Regions from separate parts of the Homo sapiens genome. Here regions 1 and 2 are each linked to region 3. Evidence: chromatin loops called from intact Hi-C (ENCODE). Cell type or tissue: heart right ventricle. All regions are shown on one strand. Each heading gives the region's core, and the rest is flanking DNA. Links, peaks and the distances in the headings are about the cores only. Region 1 overlaps APP-DT (APP divergent transcript). Region 2 overlaps APP (amyloid beta precursor protein). Region 3 overlaps APP (amyloid beta precursor protein).

Evidence for each region. Peaks named below come from ENCODE experiments on the same cell type or tissue, not always from the same donor. Only the 100,000 strongest peaks of a DNase experiment are listed, where the experiment ranks them.
Region 1: it touches region 3 in a loop (4-fold over the local background); 88 of 110 quality-filtered maps call a loop at or near these places.
Region 2: it touches region 3 in a loop (2.1-fold over the local background); 14 of 110 quality-filtered maps call a loop at or near these places.

The regions. Positions count from the first base shown.
Region 1 is chr21:26,178,828-26,185,072 of GRCh38, forward strand. APP-DT (APP divergent transcript) reads left to right here. Exons shown (of 4, transcript NR_186396.1): 2 at 1,710-1,774. Among named protein-coding and RNA genes, the nearest start is that of APP-DT, 11 kb to the left of the region's middle. In heart right ventricle, for the core only: no CTCF peak of the experiment used is centred there; no DNase peak of the experiment used is centred there.
Region 2 is chr21:26,001,359-26,007,603 of GRCh38, forward strand. The region is part of intron 6 of APP (amyloid beta precursor protein); the gene reads right to left. Among named protein-coding and RNA genes, the nearest start is that of APP, 170 kb to the right of the region's middle. In heart right ventricle, for the core only: no CTCF peak of the experiment used is centred there; no DNase peak of the experiment used is centred there.
Region 3 is chr21:25,893,248-25,899,492 of GRCh38, forward strand. It overlaps APP (amyloid beta precursor protein), which reads right to left. Exons shown (of 18, transcript NM_000484.4): 16 at 4,326-4,426. Among named protein-coding and RNA genes, the nearest start is that of GABPA, 160 kb to the left of the region's middle. In heart right ventricle, for the core only: a CTCF peak has its summit at 2,695 (motif pointing right); no DNase peak of the experiment used is centred there; H3K27ac peaks cover 1,128 bases.

The DNA.
Region 1 (6,245 bases), core at 1,494-5,493, 290 kb after region 3:
TTTGGGCTCAAAATGAGACCCTGTCTCTACAAAAAATAAAATATATTTTTTAAAATTTAAAAATTTTGGCCAGGCATGATGGCTCACACCTGTATTCTCAGCACTTTGGGAGGTCGAGGTGGGTGGGTTACTTGAGGTCAGGTGTGGTGGTAGGCACCTGTAATCCCAGCAACTCAGGAGGCTGAGGCAGGAGAATTGCTTGAACCTGGGAAGTGGAGGTTGCAGTGAGCCGAGATCGTGTCACTGCACTCCAGCCTGGGCGACAGAGCAAGACTCCGTCTGAAAAAAAAAATAAAATAAATTAAAAAAATAAAAATTTTTTAAAAAGAAAATGAGAGTTACAGACCTGTAGCGTTGGAAGGGTGAATAAGGGACCTTCAGAGGAGGTTTTTTGTTTTTGTTTTTTATCAGGGTATTTGATAACAACCATTAAGAAAGAAGAAAGGAGGATGTTCGAAGGAGAAACCATGTAAATACATCAAGAGTGTTCATGATGGGGGTGGTAAGTGGGAGTTAGCTATAGGAAGAGGTTTTTTTTTTTGTTTTTTTTTTTTTGAGACTGACTCTTGCTCTGTCACCTGGGCTGGAGTGCGGTGGTTTGATCTCCACTCACTGCAGCCTCCCCCGCTGCCCCGGGTTCAAGTGATTCTCCTGACTCAGCCTCCCGAGTAGCTGGGATTACAGGCACGCACCACCAGGTCCGGCTAATTTTTGTATTTTTTAGTACAGACAGGGCTTCACCATGTTGGCCAGGCTGGTCTTGAACTCTTGACCTCAAGTGATCTGCCTGCCTCAGCTGCCTAAAGTGTTGGAATTACAGGCATGAGCCAGCACAACCGGCCAGGAAGAGGTCTTAATGTTAGAAGACCTGAGGAATTTAGGTCAGATGGAATAGGCAGCAGTGGGCAATTAGTCACTACAGATTTACCAATCATGATCTGACATTTTAACATTTCTAGAGGCTTGTCCACGGGGAAAGTATAGGGAGATTCAGAGGATGAAAAAGTTGAGATTGGGAAGAGAAGGAAGAAGAATGTGCCAGAGGTTCCAGGAATGAACATAGATAGGGTCTGTGAAAAGTTTGTGAAAAAATCACACAAGGACATCTTATTACTAATAAGGATGCCTAAGGATTACAGTATGTCAGGCTGAGGACGTATACAGACGGGATCTCTGAATACTCATGAGTTGTATTGGGTTAACATTGCATGTCACAAATGAAGAGGTGAAAGAGTAAGGGGAAGAGAAAGGAGGGTTTGTACCCAGTTCTGTCTAACCTGGACACCTTTAGTGACAATGCTGAACTGCAAAGGAGAAAAAGTGATTTGAAAACTTTTTTTTTTTTTTTTTTTGAGACAGAGTCTCAGTCTTGCTGTCTTGCCCAGGCTTGAGTACAGTGGCGTGATCTTGGCTCACGGCAACCTCCGCCTCCAGAACTCAAGCTATCCTCCTGCCTCAGCCTCCTGAGTAGGGGTGGGATTGCAGGCACACATACACCTGGCTAATTTTTTTTTTTTTTGTATTTTGTATTTTTAGTAGAGATAGGGGTTTCATCATGTTGCCTAGGCTGGTCTTGAACTCCTGGCCTCAAGTGATCCACCCGCCTCAGCCTCCCAAAGTGCTGTGATTGCAGGCATGAGCCACTGCACCTGGCCTGAAATCTTTTTTTTTAAATGAGGGAAATAATAAATTTAATGTTCATTTTGTAGGTGGAAATCAGAAGTACATGCAATAGGAATTAACTTGAATATGATGCATAAAGTTTGAAGCAAAGGTGAGTGATAGATGAACATTGGTGATGTAACTCCGGAAGTTGTCTGTCATAACTGATGACTTATCCCCATCATATGTGCTGAAAACTACTCAGATGAAGTTAACAACCTGATATTACAAAATAAGCATATATATTTTGTGTTTATAAGAACCTAATAATCATCTGGAGACTTAGTACTTGGGGGGTGAGCTATAGATAGCCCTGTGTATCAGGGTTTTCCAAACAAACAGAACCAATGGGATATATATAGATATATAAAGACACTTCTTATAGGAATTGGCTCAGGAGATTATAAAGGCCAAGAAGTTCCAATATGTGCCCCCTGCAAGCCGAAGAACCAGGAAATCCAGTGTAATTCTTGCATGTGAAGCTGAAGGGCTGAAGAGTGTCTGCTGGTATTGAAGGCTCAAGAACCTGGAGCTCTGAAGTCAAGGGCAGGAGCAGATGATGGATGTCCCAGCTTCAGAAGAGAGAGCAAATTTGCCTTCCTCCACCTCTTTTATGATTCCTATGCTCAGTTAATTGAATGATGCCCACTCACATTAGTGAGGATGGGTTTTTGATACCCAGTCTATTGATTCAAATGCTAATCTCTTCCAGAAATACTCTCACAGACTCTCCCAGAAATAATATTTTACCAGCTGTCTGGGCATCCCTTAACCCAGGATGGGCTAAGAGACAAGTGGACACATAAAGTTAACCACCATACCCTGTAAATATGGTATGAGAAGGGATCGAGTCATATTTCATATCAAGATTATTTTCCAATGCATAGATGCCTTGGAATAATACTTCTTATAAAATAATGAGTAACATTTTCTAGCACAAGTTCCAAACTGTGTACCATGGAACCCTAGCTCGGTCATATGTTGCTCGGTATTGCATGCATACCCGAAAAGAATTCTGTAATCAAGTAACTTTGAGAAATAAGAGGTTAAACAAAATTAAACAAATACCTTCACTTTAAAATGCATACAATTCTTTAAGATGATAATCTGCATTTTGAATTTTAAAGAGGGTAGGTAGCTTCAGTATGTAGCATCACTCCCTCTCCCTATTTCTTTTTTCTTTTTTTTTTTTTTGAGACATAGTCTCTCTCTTTTCCCCAGGCATGATCTCTGCTCACTGCAACCTCTGCCTCCAGGGATCAAGCAATTCTCATGCCTCAGCCTCCTGAGTGGCTGGGATTACAGGTGTGTGCCACCATACCCGGCTAATTTTTTTTTTTGTATTTTTAGTAGAGATGGGGTTTCACCATGTTGGCCAGGCTGGTCTTGAACTCCTGACCTCAAGTGATCCACCCACCTCAGCCTCACAAAGTGCTGGGATTACGTGCACACACACCTAGCTAATTTTTGTATTTTAGAAGAGACGGGGTTTCACCATGTTGACTGATCTCGAACTCCTGACCTCAAGTGATCCACCTGCCTGGGTCACCCAAAGTGCTGGGATTACAGGCATGAGCCACCGCGCCTGCCTGGCACCTCTCCCCATTCCTTGTTTTTGTTTGCTGCACCAACTCCTAGTGTTGCACAAAGCATGCTTTAGGGAATGTGGTTTGGAAGCATTCGAATCAAACCCTTGAATTTTTTTAGACCCTTGTAGAAGTGAAGGTTTATAGTGTACATTTTTGTCAAAGCAGATGGGTTCTTTTCACTGAAAGTTGTTTTCACACATGACCTTGAAAATAAATTAATAAAAAAAAAGTAGAAATATTAGGCTGACAGACATTTTAAAGTAGGGCATAAGATGCCATAAAAAGCCTTTTGAAAGTTTAAAATAGGAGTTAAAGTGTGTGTTATATGGAAGATACCAGATTAGAGTCTTTGAATATTTATTATATAAATGTGCAAGTATATGACCAGCTTCTTCCCAGTTTGGGGGAGTAATGGGACGGCATTCAGTTCACATTTGAGACTGCTTCTCTTTAAATTTTCGTAAGTGAAAAGGAAGAAGGATCACTAAGTTTACAAAGACAAGTCTCGGAATAAGACTTTCGTTCACTGTATTGCCTTTAATCATCTGGTGGGAGGGCCCTCAAGAAGTGGCCAAGGCCCTATGAAGATTGGTGAAGAGTTTCAAGGAGGAGAATTGAAGGAGACAGCTATGGGATTAATTTTGAGAGATGCCTTTGCTGAAATGTCTCATAAAATATACATGGAGAGCAAGGGCACAAGGAGACAGAGAACTCTCTCGGCCAAACAATAAATCAGAATTTCCATAGTTTTTCTCTGTTAGTCCTTATTGAAAAATTTGTCTACTGCTAATGGTGTCAAGTAGCCCTGCCAGCCCTCATTATTGTACCAAAAAGCAAAACGAGGAAAAGGTTTAGGGAGCTAGGTCTAAAAGGAATATCATTTCTGTTTCCCAACAATTAGTGAAAACAGATTCTGTTACCAAAATCTTGCAGAACCAAGGGTCCTAATACCCACTTTATTCTGGTGAGTTTGTCAGTCGATAAAAAATACTAACAGGCCAGGTTCTTTTCTCAGATAAACAGTAAAATAACATGGTTATAAACAGAAAAAAAATGGTGAAAACACAAATCTTGGTGTATTAGGCCATTCTTGCATTGCCAAAAAGAAATATCTGAGACTAGGTAGTTTATAAAGAAAAGAGGCCGGGTGCAATGGCTCACACCTGTAATCCCAGCACTTTGGGAAGCTGAGGTGGACAGATAACCTTAGGTCAGGAGTTCGAGACCAGCCTGGCCAACGTGGTGAAACCTCATCTCTACTAAAAATACAAAAATTAGCTGGGTGTGGTGGCATGCACCTGTAATCCTAGCTACTCAGGAGGCTGAGGCAGGAGAATCACTTGAGCCTCAGAGCAGAGATAGTGCCACTGCCTTCCAGCGTGGGCCACAGGATGAGACTCCATCTCAAAAAAAAAGAGAGAGAGATTTAATCAGCTTATGATTCTTCAGGCTTTGCAGGAAGCCTGATGCTGGCATCTGCTTGGCTTCTGGTGAGGCCTCAGGAAACTTACAATCATGATGGAAGGTGAAGGGGGAGTAGGGATGTCACATGACCAGACCGGGAACAAGAGAAAGCATGGTGCCACACACTTTTAAACAGCCAGATCTCATGAGAAGTCACTCATCACAAGGACAGCAACAAACAGATAGTGCTAAACGATTCATGAGTAATCCACCCCCATGATCCAATCACCTCCTACCAGGTCCCGCCTCCAATACTAGGGATTACAATTCCACATGAGATTTGGGTGGGGATAAGTACACAAACTATATCATTCTGCCCCAGCCCCTCTCAAATCTCATGTCCCTCTCTCATTTCAAAATACAATCATGCCTTCCCAACAGTCCTCCAAGGTCTTGACTTGTTCCAGCATTAACTCAAAAGTCCAAAGTCCAAATTCCAAGTCCAAAGTCTCATCTGAGACTCATCTCTTTCCATCTATGAGCCTGTAAAATCAAAACAAGTTATTTACTTCCAAGATATAATGGGAGTACCAGCACTGGGTAAACATTCCCATTCCAAAAGGGAGAAATCAGCCAAAAGAAAGGGGCTATAGTCTTCATGCAATTTCAAAACCCAGCAGGGCAGTCATTAAACCTTAAAGTTCCAAAATAATTTCCTTTGACTCCATGTCCCACATCCAGGGCACACTGGAGCAAGGGGTGGGCTCCCAAGGCTATCAGCAGCTCTGCCTCTGTGGCTTTGCAGCTGGGTACAGCCCTCATGGCTGCTCTCACAGGTTGTTGAGTGCCATGGCTTTTCTAGGCACAAGGTGTAAGCTGCTGGTAGATCTGCCATTCTCAGGCCTAGAAGGCAGGGGCCCCCTTCTCACAGCTCTGCCAGGTCATGCCCCATTGGGGACTCTGTGTGGGGTCTCCAGCCTCACACTTCCCCTTGTCACTGCCCTAGTAGAGGTTATCTTTGGAGGCTCTGCACCTGCAACAAGTTTCTGCCTGGGCACCCAGGCTTTCTTGTACAGCCTCTGAAATTTAGGTTGAGGCTGCCAAGCATTCTTTAATCTTATATTCTGTGCACCTACATACATAACACTGTGTGGAAGCCTCCAAGTCTTATGGCTTGCATTCTCCAAAGTGGCAGCCCAAACTGTACCTGGGTCCCTTTGAACCGCAGCTGGAGCTGGAGTGGCTGGGATATGGAGAGCAGTGTTCCAAGGCTGTGCAGGGCAGTGGGGCCTTGGGCCTAGCCCACAAAACCATTCTTTCTTCCTAGGTCTCTGGGTCTGTGATGGAAGGAGCTGCTGCAAAGGTCTCTTAAATACCTTCAAGGCCTTTTCCCCATTTTCTTGGATATTACCATCTGGATTCTTTTTAGTTATGCAAATATCTCTAGCAAGTGGTTTGCTCTGCAACCTGCTTGGATTCTTCCCATGAAAATGGGCTCAGCTTTTCAACCACATGGCCAGCCTGCAAATTTTCCAAACTTATACGCTGTCCTTCCCTTTTAAATATGAGTTCCAGCTTTAAGTCACTTCT
Region 2 (6,245 bases), core at 1,239-5,238, 110 kb after region 3:
TCTCTCTCTGGGTTTGTGCCCTGCCCTTGCTAGACTGACGCCTTAGCACACACAGATGTCTTCTTAGTTTTACTGACAGAGGAAAAAACACCTTTCTAAAAGATGAAAGCCACGCATCACCCATTACTTCCAAGTTAGGAATATTCAACAGATTCTTTTTTTCTTTTTATGAGACAGGGTCTTGCACTGCCGCCCAGTGGCACAATCTTGGCTCACTGCAACCTCTACCTCCTGAGTTCAAGTGATTCTTGCGCCTCAGCCTCCCAAGTAGCTGGGATTACCCTTGTACCAGCACGCCTGGCTAATTTTTTGGTATTTTTAGTAGAGATGGGGTTTCACCAGGTAGGCCAGGCTGGTCTTGAACTCCTGGCCTCAAGTGATACACCTGCCTCAGCCTCTCTAAGTGCTGGGATTACAGGCGTGAGCCACTGCCACTGGTCCTTCAACAGATTGATTCTAATTAGCCAATCAAAGACAAGGATCCATCACATCTAGGCATGGCTTTGAGCTTCACAGGCCAGAAGCTGCTCTGTCAGTAACTCAGAGGGGATATGGTCCCTAGACCCAATTCACTTTTAATAAATCAGGGTGCCAGTCCTTTAATTTTGGAAGATAAATAAAATTGCGAAGTAGATGGGATACTTACGTCAACAAGTTGGTTGGGTTTCATCCTGTAAGAGTATTGTGTACAGAAATCCAATTTGCTTTGGGAGCGTGGACTTTGAAAGCAGCAGTACTGAGTGAGATGGCCTTAATGATGGATGATAATGAGGTTGATGCTTTCGTAGCCACGTTTCCATCTGAAAACCACGTGAAGAGTGTCAGATCATCTTCATGTCCGTTGCATGGCGCATTTCTCCTGCGGAGTGTTTGACACCTTCTGGGCTTAGTGCTGACTGTCCCTCCTGTTGACATCATCGTGATGGTAGCCACCTCTGGTTTTACCAGTACTTTATTGCATCTACTGAAAGAGCAACGTGTATAGGGAAGTAAAACAATAGTTAGTCCCCATTTGTATTGACATTGTGGATCCCATCAACTATAGCCAGCAGTGGTCTCTGCTCCCAGAGCTTACCTTCAGTTGTAACAAACATCTACAGCTTCACTTTGCTTTCCTTCTCTGTATCTCCTTCACCAATGTGTACATATTCATGTCACATGCTCTTTAACGTTTCTAAGACACAACAATACCCATTATTAATCTCTTACTCAGGCAGTGTTAATTCCAATAAGACTGCAAGGCAGCAGTGCCTCCAGAGCCTGCACTGTGCCGGGAATTGGCACTGGGATTGCAAGCACCGTGGTCATTGCTACCAAGGGAGGCACAGAATCCCTTCACCCCATAGTCACGGGAGCATTGGCAACAAAATTTACCATGCCTTGGCAATTTATGCTGACCCTCACATTTTGGCATTAAAAAAAAGTATCATCTTAGAGTACCAAATATGTGTCTTCTTATAGATGTGTGCCACGGGCCTCGCAGTGAACATCACAGCTCTGCAGATGCACAAACCTTGTCTTTATGAGTCTATATATTAAATAAAAGTGGTAGAATTTTGGATGGGTGCAAGTCAAGTAATGGGATAAAAGAATGATGATCGAAGGAGATGATTCATGATAACTATGTGCCCTTATGTGAAACCTAGCAACAATTTCTTACTTATGATAAAGGCACAATCTCCCCAGTCCAGAATCTAAATGGCATTATATTAACATTTTCCTATACCACTAATTAAACATAATGCTACATTCATTTTATTTTCTTCTGCCTCATTCTATAACAGCTATGAAACCATTTGTTATAGCTAATTCGTAGAAGCCAGGCTAAATGAGCCCTAATCAACTAGAACAAGCATTCAGAACTCAAAATCCATTTACATGTTAATTAAGTAAATAGTATAAGCTACACGTTGAGCCTACAACTCTTGCTGGAGTCTCCAGCTGTAAGAGCCTTAACTCCTTCCTTTCATAAAGGCCAAGAAAAGAGTGAGTTAGTCCCTATTCGGGGAGTGTTGGTTGGTTCTCCCAATCCTGTTAGGGGCAGTTGGCACTCTTGACTTTGAACGGCCCCCAAGAGTTTCACTGCCTTGGTGGAGTCCAAGTGGGCATCATGGGCAATAGCAACAGATCCCACAATACTCAAATACAAAAGGCTACCTGAGATAATGCGGTCAGGAATGGGTGTAACAGTGTATGTTAATTTAATGTCAAATACATAATGTATGGAGAAGATGTACGTGAGGCTGGAAGAACAGGACTGACAGTGTGCTTTTGTTACTTCTCAATCTCTAAGAGACAGCTACCTTGTCCAACTGGTTCTCATCTGCTGACATGGAGGATGAGCAGATAGGCCTTCTCTTAACATGCAACCCCTCTCCTGGTGAAAAAGAGCTTCTCGTTATAATTCCCCCAATTGTCAGCAACCCTGATTCCCCATCACCTCAACTCTCACTTCCCAACACTTTCCCTCAGGGAAATAATGAGAACAGCAACTTCCTACAGCAGTGAAGCTGACTTCGGAGAGGACTGGGAAAGGAATGGAACGTATCCTCTATCACTCATAATTATATTCCTACTCTACTACAGGGAAAGGGAATGCAACTGTTTGTTTTCTCTGACTTTTTTGCTAACCCTTTATTATTCCAGAACAATTTTCCATGTAGTAGAAAAGAGAATCTTAGCCTACTCTGGGAGAAGCTGGGACTGAGGGTAGGGTCAGCACCAGCGATGTATGATGCTAATGCTTTTACACAAAGTATGAATAAGCACACAAGAAATGGCCAGTGCCTCTCAGAAGTGAACACGGAGAAGCAGCAGCATAGACTTGGGTTAAAGCAGTGTTAAGGGATTAATGTCAATTTAATAGTTGTGATACTGTACTGAGTGAAGACTATGCAGGGTCTCTTTGTATTAATTCTTTTTTTTTTTTTTTTTTTTTTTTTGAGACAGAGTCTCGCTCTGTTGCCCAGGCTGGAATGCAGTGGCACTATCTCCACTCACTGCAGGCTTCGCCAAGCTCCGCCTCCCAGGTTCACGCCATTCTCCTGCCTCAGCCTCCTGAGTAGCTGGGATTACAAGCACCCGCCACACACCGGCTAATTTTTTTCGATTTTTTAGTAGACACGGGGTTTCTCTGTGTTAGCCAGGATGGTCTCGATCTCCTGACCTCATGATCCGCCTGCCTTGGCCTCCCAAAGTGCTGGGATTACAGGCGTGAGGCACCGCGCCCGGCCTCTATTAATTCTTTCAACTGCATGTAAATCTACAATTGTCTCAAAGAAAAGATTTTTAATTTTTTTTCTTTTTTATTATACTTTAAGTTCTAGGGTACATGTGCACAACGTGCAGGTTTGTTACATAGGTATACATGTGCCATGTTGTTTGCTGCACCCATAAACTCGTCATTTACATTAGGTATTTCTCCTGATGCTTTCCCTCCCCCAACCCCCCACCCCCCCAACAGGCCCTGGTGTGTGATGTTCCCCGCCCTGTGTCCAAGTGTTCTCATTGTTCAATTTCCACCTATGAGTGAGAACATGCAGAGTTTGGTTTTCTGTCCTTGTGATAGTCTGCTGAGAATGATGGTTTCCAGCTTCATCCATGTCCCTACAAAGGACGTGAACTCATCCTTTTTTATGGCTGCATAGTATTTCATGGTGTATATGTGCCACATTTTCTTAATCCAGTCTATCATTGATGGACATTTGGGTTGGTGTCAAGTCTTTGCTATTGAAAAGATTTTAAAAAGCCCACATAAAAAAATGAATATAGGAAGCCAGGCATGGTGGCTCAAGCCTGTAATCCCAGCACTTTGGGAGGCCGAGGTGGGCAGATCACCTGAGGTCAGGAGTTCAAGACCAACGTAGTCAACATGGCGAAACCCTGTCTCTACTAAAAATACAAAAATTAGCTGGGCATGGTGGCGTGCACATATAATCTCACCTACTCGCGAGGCCGAAGCACTGGAATCACTTGAACCTGGGAAGCGTACATTGCAGTGAGCCAAAATAGTGCCACTGCACTCCAGCCTGGGCGACAGAGTGAGACTTGGTGTCAAAAAAAGAAAAAAATAATGATAATATAGGAATATTGATTTTTCAGTTTGCCTAAGAGTTCTAACCTTGTCTCTTTACTTGACTCAGAGATTGGAAGATTTGGAAATCTCAGTTTGAGAAAATTTCCTTTACATCCCTCTCTAGCAATGGGATATTAGTAAGAGATCTAACCAATCAAGATGCTCACCAAGTAGAAGAGTTTTAGAGCACTGAGACCTGAAACACATCTTCAATAAGCCGCATCTAGTTTCATGGAAGATAAAAATATCTCAAGAGAGAGTTCAAATGCTTATGTTTACATTTTCTATTTTTCTCAATAGCATAATTTCTTCCTTCCTAATCTACTGAAACTTCTAAAAACATCAGCAAAAAACCTGTTTCACATTAATTACTATTATCACTCAGTGGAAATTTATAAATCAGCCACTAAATGTAGAGGATGCAAAATTAGACCTTATATAACTAAACCCAAATAAGATTCCTGTGAAAATTAAAACCGTATCTTCAAAATGTATACTATATGTAATTATTATGTCAATTAAAAATAAAGTTGAAAAGAAAACAAATTTAAGAAAAAACAAAAAACTCTTCATCTGCCTTCTTTGTTCTCTTCTCAAAATGTAAAATACTGAGAAAACTAACATTTTGAAATCATTTTTGAAATCAAACTTATTTTTTGATTTCCAATCCACCTTTCTGTTCAAAGTAAATATCAGAGATAATAATGGAGAAAATTTGTTCAGAAAAATAAAAGCAAGAATATTTCCTAAAGAGAAATGTTAGAAACATAGGCAAAGACTTACATGGCTATCTAAGGAACCACAATCCTTTATTGATGTTGAATTTCTTACACTTTCAAGATCACAAATAGCTTTTCTGATATTCACTTATCTGAATTCTGCTGGCAAGGAAGCATTATGCCTTCTTTTGTAACAACTCTGCTCACTCTTCAAGACAAAATGCCATTTACTACACTGAAATGCTGGTGTATACGAAACACAAAGCAAAATCATGTGCTTCTAATAAAACTCCACGCATTTTATCTTTGTAAGGTAGGCCCTTGCTGAGATTTGTGCTCGTGTCAACGCTACATTCCATTTTCTAAAAATCAGTATAACACAAAATAATACAGAATCTAAGCCAGAGCTCCCTGGATTATACAAAATGATTATGCAATTCATTGTTCAAAAAATAATGCTCAACCACAAAAAATTAGTTCTGAATAGATATTTCAAATTGGAGTGAAATTCTTTGTGGACAACCAAGGTTAGAAAGCTGATTTTACATATTTTAATAAATTTAGAATGAACACAGTTGTGAAACTGGCAACCAGAATGGGGAGAAAATCTCCACTTTCAAATGTACGATAATTATAATGCCTTCTTATGAAGCAAAGTTAACAGATTAGCAAATAATTCGCTGTAAATAAAGTGGTAAATAAAGAATAAAGCTGGTTTTAGAATAAAGCAAAGCTGGTTATTATTATTTCATTTTTAATCATTGAATTTCAAGTATTCTCAGCCTACTGGAATGTATGTGAAATAAAACTATATTCCATGTGATGTATAAATTTTAAATTTACAAATTTTGGGAAAGCAGTCACAATCAAACTAGTCATTTAGAGAGAGCTAGGAACTATATTTTCTGAACTTTTTTTTAAAAGGCAACATTTTATAGCATTATTTTCTCCATACTCTACAAGAATATCTACTTAAACTTCACATAATACAACTATTTCTCCTTTCTGACAGAAATTCCCTATCTTGAACTCTTTTTCTCCAATTTTAAGTAGAGTAAAAAGGGCAAATGTAAGACAAATATAATTTATTTTTGTAATAAGTTACTTCCTTAATGTAACAGTGGAATAAAATGAAAACGACATAAATATTAAAATCCACTAAGTATACAAAACTTCAATATTTCAAATAAACGTTATAATTTATAAATATAATTATAATATATTAGATTATAATATATTATATAAAAACTTTATAATTTATAAATATAATTTATGTATTATATTTATAAATTATATATTATATACTATATATTACAATATATAATTATATAATACAATATACAATTTATATACATTTTATATAAATGTTTACATAATACATATATCTGTCTGAGCTCAATGTAGTTCATAACAACTTTATTTTTTTAGCCTAAGTTATTGCTGTAATTCTA
Region 3 (6,245 bases), core at 896-4,895:
CTCCCAGGCTCCCTATCCCTTGAGAGACAACAATATTGAAAGTGGGCCAGTAAATAACCCTACAGTGGCCTCTTAAGTATTCAAGTGAAAGGAAGAGTCACAGGTCTCTCACTTTAAAGCAAAAGCTAGAAATAATTAAGCTTAGTGGGCAAGGCATATTGAAAGCCAAGATTCTTGTGCCAGTTAGCCAAGTTGTGAATGCAAAGAAAAGCTCTTGAAGGAGATTAAAAGTGCTACTCCAGTGAGCACACAAATGATAAAGCAAAACAGCCTTATTGCTGATACGGAGAAAACTTTTAGTTGTCTGGATGGAAGATCAAACCAACCACAACATTCTCTTAGGCCAAAGCCTAATCAAGAACAAGGCCCACAACTGTCTTCAATTCTATGAAGGATGAGAGAGGTGAAGAAGCTGCAGAAGAAAAAAAAGTTGGGAGAGGTTGATTTCATGAGGTTTAAGGGAAGAAGCCATCTCCATAACACAGAAGTGCAAGGTGAAGCAGCAAGTGCTGATGTAGAAGCTGCAATAAGTTATCCAGAAGATCTAGATAAGACTCCTGATGAAGGTGGCTACACTAAATAACAGATTTTCAGTGGAGATGAAACAGACTTATTTGGAAGAAAATGCCATCTAGGACTTTCATCACTAGAGAGAAGTCCTGCCTTCAAAGCTTCAAAGAACAAGCTGACTCTCTTGTTAGGGGCTAATGCAGCTGGCGACTTTGTTTTTGAAGCCAAGACTGACCATTGTAAAAGTCCTAGGGCGCTTAAGAATTATTCTAAATCTACTGTGCCCATGCTCTATAAATGGAACAAAACTGGGATGACAGCACATCTCTTAACAGCATGGTTTACTGAATATTTTAAACCCACTGTTGAGACCTACTGCTCAGAAAAGACTCATTTCAAAATATTACTGCTCACTAACAAAGCACCTAGTCACCCAAGAGCTCTGAAGGACAGGTACAGGGAGATTACTGTTGTTTTCATGCCTGCTAACACAACATCCATTCTGCAGCCTGTGGATCAACTTTCAAGTCTTATTATTTCAGCCTCTTATTATTTCAAAATATATTTCAAATATATTTTGTAGGGCTATTCACTGCCATAGATAGCGATTCCTCTAATGGATCTGGGCAAAGTAAACTGCAAACCTTCTAAAAAGGATTCACCATTCCAGATGCCATTAAGAACATCTGTGATCCATGGGAGATCAAAACATCAGCAATAACGGGAGTTTGGAAGACAATGATTCCAACTCTCATGGGTGACTTTGAGGAGTTCAAGACTTCAGTAAAGGATGTCACAGCAGATGTGGTGGAAATAACAAGAGAACTAGAATTAGAAGTGGAGCCTAAAGACATGACTGAACTGCTACCATCTCATGATCAAACTTGAATGGATGAGGAGTTACCTCTTATGGATGAGCAAAGAAAGTGGTTTCTTGCAATGGAATCTACTCTTGGTGAAGATGCTATGAACACTGTTGAAATGACAACAAAGGATTTAGGATATCACATAAACTCGATGAAGCAGTGGCTAGATTTGCGAAGACTGACTCCAATTTTGAAAGCTGTTCTACTGTGAGCAAAATGCTATCAAACAGCATCACATGCTACAGAGACATCTTTTTGTGAAAGGAAGAGTCAATCGATGCAGCAAACTTCATTATTGTCTTATTTTAGGAAATTGCCACAGCCACCACAAACCTCAGCAGCCACCACCTGGATTAGCCTGCAGCAGTGAACATCAAGGCAAGATTCTCCACGAGCAAAAAGATTAGGACTTGCTGAAGACTCAGATGATCATTAGCATTTTTAGTAATAAAATATTTTACTAATAAAAGTAAAGTATATACATGGCTTTTTTTTTTTTTAGACATAATGCTATTGCACATGTAACAGACTAGAGTATAGTGTAAATACAAACTTTTTTTTTTTTTTGAGACAGAGTCTTGCTCTTGTTGCCCAGGCTGGAGTGCGATCTCGGCTCACTGCAACCTCTGCCTCCTGGGATCAAGAGATTCTCTTGCCTCAGCCTCCCGAGTAGCTGGGACTACAGGCACATGCCACCATATGCAGCTAATTTTTGTATTTTTAGTAGAGATGGCATTTCACCATGTTGGCCAGGATGCTCTCGACCTCCTGACCTTGTGATCCACCTGCCTTGGCCTCCCAAAGTGCTGGGATTACAGGCATGAGCCACCGTGCCTGGCCAACATAACTTTTATATGTACTGGGAAGCCAAAAAATTTGTGTGACATTTTGTTGCAAAATTTGTTTTATTGTGGTGTTCTGAAATTTCCAAGGTATGCCTGTACCTCCCTAAAAAATTCTTTCAATTTAGCCTCAAGGTAGTCAAATGACTGATTTTTCTAAGCTGAAACTAACATACTAGCAATCTGGAAAGGCAATATAAAATATAGCAAATGAAGCAACTTCTAAAAGTGTTTTACTCGTGGTTTATAACAAAATGAGAAATTGTTCATAATTATTCCCTTTACTAAACAAATATGCTAGCTCAACATTTTTATGAAAAGCAAATCATTAATTAGCTAATATACTAGTGTGAGGTAATCAGGAATAAATACAAGTCTGGACATATGCCTGTGCCTTTAAGAAAATACTGTAATTTTGTAATATTCATTGCACTAATTATAATACATTATCTTAACTAGTCCAGTAGAGGGAGCTGATTCTCCTAATTGCTGCCGCTGCCATTAGTCACTGTCGCATTATAGGCGTTAGTGTAATTGTGGGGATGGGCTTATATGACACAGGCCCCAGGCCCCGACAAATGCAAATCTGTACATTAATCGTCAGCTTTCTACCCCACCAACTCTTCAACTCTTTAGTGGTTCCCCAGTTTTTATTAACCTCTTCAGCAACAGCCTCATCAAGAGAAACCCTGATCTTATAACAACTGATACTAGATTATCTTGCCAATGAAAACCATGCTTCAAAAAGCTAAATGTCTTTCTACAAAAAAAGAACTATGGGAGTTAAGAATGCAAATCCAAATCCCAAGTCAGTTTTTTATTTGCTACAATTATTTGGAGTCAAGTAAGGCATAAATAATAATTTGGAGGTGTTTCTTTTAGAGATTAATACTAGGATTTATCAACTTTATGAATATTGAAAAGACATTTTCTGCTTGGAAAAAAGTAACACTCACACACACACACACACAAAACAAAACAAAAGAAGTGCCTGAGATAACTTTAAGTATTATTGCTATGGAAATTTTCTTACCATTTTTCTGTCCACCACTGAATGTGATAAAATTGTCGTCTTCATTAATTTAACCCTCTTACTGCACCTACTGATAAGATGGAACCCTAACATAATCCACGATTTGATTTATCTCCATTTCTAAGCTTTTGGTAAAGGATTTTATATAACTACTAGAGCTGACCACAAAGGAGATGTGGCTTTTTGATTTACTCCAATTCTAACATTAGGGGGGAAAAGTGATTTCATCTGAAAAGGAAGCTGCTGTCTTCTTTGCACAAACCTTTTGATGAATAACACTATCGGGAACATCATGGGGTCCTGCTCACTCCATGATCTTACTCTTGCAAGAGAAGTTAAATCATGGGAGGTAGGGGAGGGAATGAAAAGAAAGAGCTGGGGGAGAAATGAATGGGTAAAGGAAGACAGTTCCGGATGTGAATTTAAGCCACATAAAGTGTTCTGTAAAACCAAGCAGTGTATGCATGTGTTTGATCCTTCAAATAAACCTATTGTAAACCTATTTTCCCAGAAAACACAGTGGAAGTCAAAGTGGCTGCTATATTGAAATTAATTCCACTTTAAGTCCCGAGTCATGCACGAACTTTGCTGCCTTGTAGTCTGAAAGAACTATACATACAGCCTCTTTCTTTTCTTTTTTTTTTTTGGGATGGAGTCTCGCTCTGTCGCCTAGGCACGATCTCAGCTCACTGCAACCTCCACCTCCTGGGTTCAAGCAAGTCTCCTGCGTCAGCCTCCCCAGCAGCTGGGACTACAGGTGTTTGCCACCACACCCAGCTAATCTTTTTTGTATTTTTAGTAGAGATGGGGTTTCACCATATTGGCCAGGCTGGTCTCGAATTTCTGACCTCGTGATCCACCCGCCTTGGCCTCCCAAAGTGCTGGGATTACAGGCTTGAGCCACTGCGCTCAGCCTAGCCTATTTATTTTCTTCATGTTTTCATGGTAATCCTATAGGCAAGCATTGTATTTTTATCTTTTCCTTAATTTGATTTCTAGCACAGGATGAACCAGAGTTAATAGGTCATTTGGCAAGACAAACAGTAGTGGAAAGAGGTAAATTATTTTACGTACCAATTTTTGATGATGAACTTCATATCCTGAGTCATGTCGGAATTCTGCATCCATCTTCACTTCAGAGATCTCCTCCGTCTTGATATTTGTCAACCCAGAACCTGTATTACATCATAATTAAAGTATGCAGGACAACCAATTAGTTTTACTCATAAATAATAACACTGTAAGACAAAGCCTACCCAAAACTTCTTTCTAGGCCTGAAGTTAGAAGAAAATTGATAAATGACTCTTAAAGAAAAATGATACCCTATATTTAAAACTTCAATTACTACCTATTTTGAACAAAAAGAAATGAAAGGGTAAGGGAAACCTGAAAGTAAGGCTTCTGCTGCCTTTAAATACATGCTATAATTTTTGAAAATGGGGGAAAAGCAGAAGTTAAATCCTGGTTGAGAGGTTGGCAAGGATTTGTTCCTGGAATATGTTGGCTTGGCTTACGGGCTTATTGTTTAGCCTATTATGTGTCTTTTTCCATGTGCACTCATTACTTCAGAAATAATAATAAAAGGCTTTAAAAATGAGCATTAATTACCTGGTAGAACAAAACTGCTACTTTGGGGCTTTGTTCCAATTACAAATAAATTATGTTCATGTATCTATGCAGTGAAGCGTTGTAAAAATTATATAATTTTAGTCAAGTGTTCTAGTTACACAGATTGTAATTGGTTCGTCTGCTGAATAAAGAGCTATAGTACATAATTTTAAAAATGCTTCTTAGCAACTAACAGAATTTATAACCTACGAACTCTTCCTTTTCTATAAATTGCTATATGATTCTTAACACTAATTGTTCTGATGAATTTCATTATTCAAATAATAATTTGAAGCTTAAAACAAAATGCAGAGTCATTTAAAAACCAAAAACATAAGTAAAAAATGTAAATGTCAGTGTCCATGCTATAACATTTAATTATCAAACATCAGAATTTTAGGATGAAAAGGGCTTTTGAAGTCATCTTCTCTACCGTGTTCCCACCCAGGGGCAGATTGTCAGTTCCTGTTTGAACATAGAGGAATGTATCAATTTCCCTCCATTTTTTGATAGATTTGCCTGCCCAAACTGTCCTTTTTTTACATGAAGCCAGAATCAGCTTCCCTGTAACTTCCATCCTTTGAGCCTGATTCAACACAGAGCAAGCCTAATCCTCCCTTCCACATTAAAACCTTGAACAGGTATCACGACCCTAAGGAGAGGCATGTTCCTGCTGGTTCTTGTCTTACTTGGGCTACACATTCCCAATTCCTTTGGCTCCCAGGGGAATTCACTTCCTGCTCTTGGCCTAATCACTCTTTCAATCTTGTCTACGAGATTCTGGGAAACTTGTGACACATCTTGCTGACACTGAAAAGCACAATGTCCACAGCATATGATGTGCCAGTCTAAGAGCACAGCCTATACAAGGAGAAGGTAAGGATAATCTGACAAAACCTAGGAAATCCACGCTGGTTGTGACCTAGCACCATTTCCTCATCCAATTGTTCAAAAAGCTTCCACTTGATAACCTATTTGAAAAGAGACCCACAATCAATGTCACTCTATACCTGGCTTACAGATTGTGAAGCTATCTTCTCTCCTTTTTGCTATTCAGAACTTCATTTTCCTATCCCTACCTTCCCAGCTTTCCACAAAGACCACAGGCAATGGTGCTACTTCCCCTTCAAGTTCTCTTAGCCTGCAGTTGGTCTGGGTCATAAGAACTTGGACTTGGGTAGCAAGATGTCATAGTTTAAAATATATCCACAAATTTGCTGATACTCCTTCCTTCAAGAGGGAGAACTTGATTCCCTTCCTTCGAATGTGGTCGGGATGTAGTGACTTGCTCTAGTGAACAGAGCATGATAGAAGTGATGGTGTATGACTTCTGAGACTGGGCCAAAAAAGGCACTAAAACTTCCTTAATCTCTTTCCTGGACCTC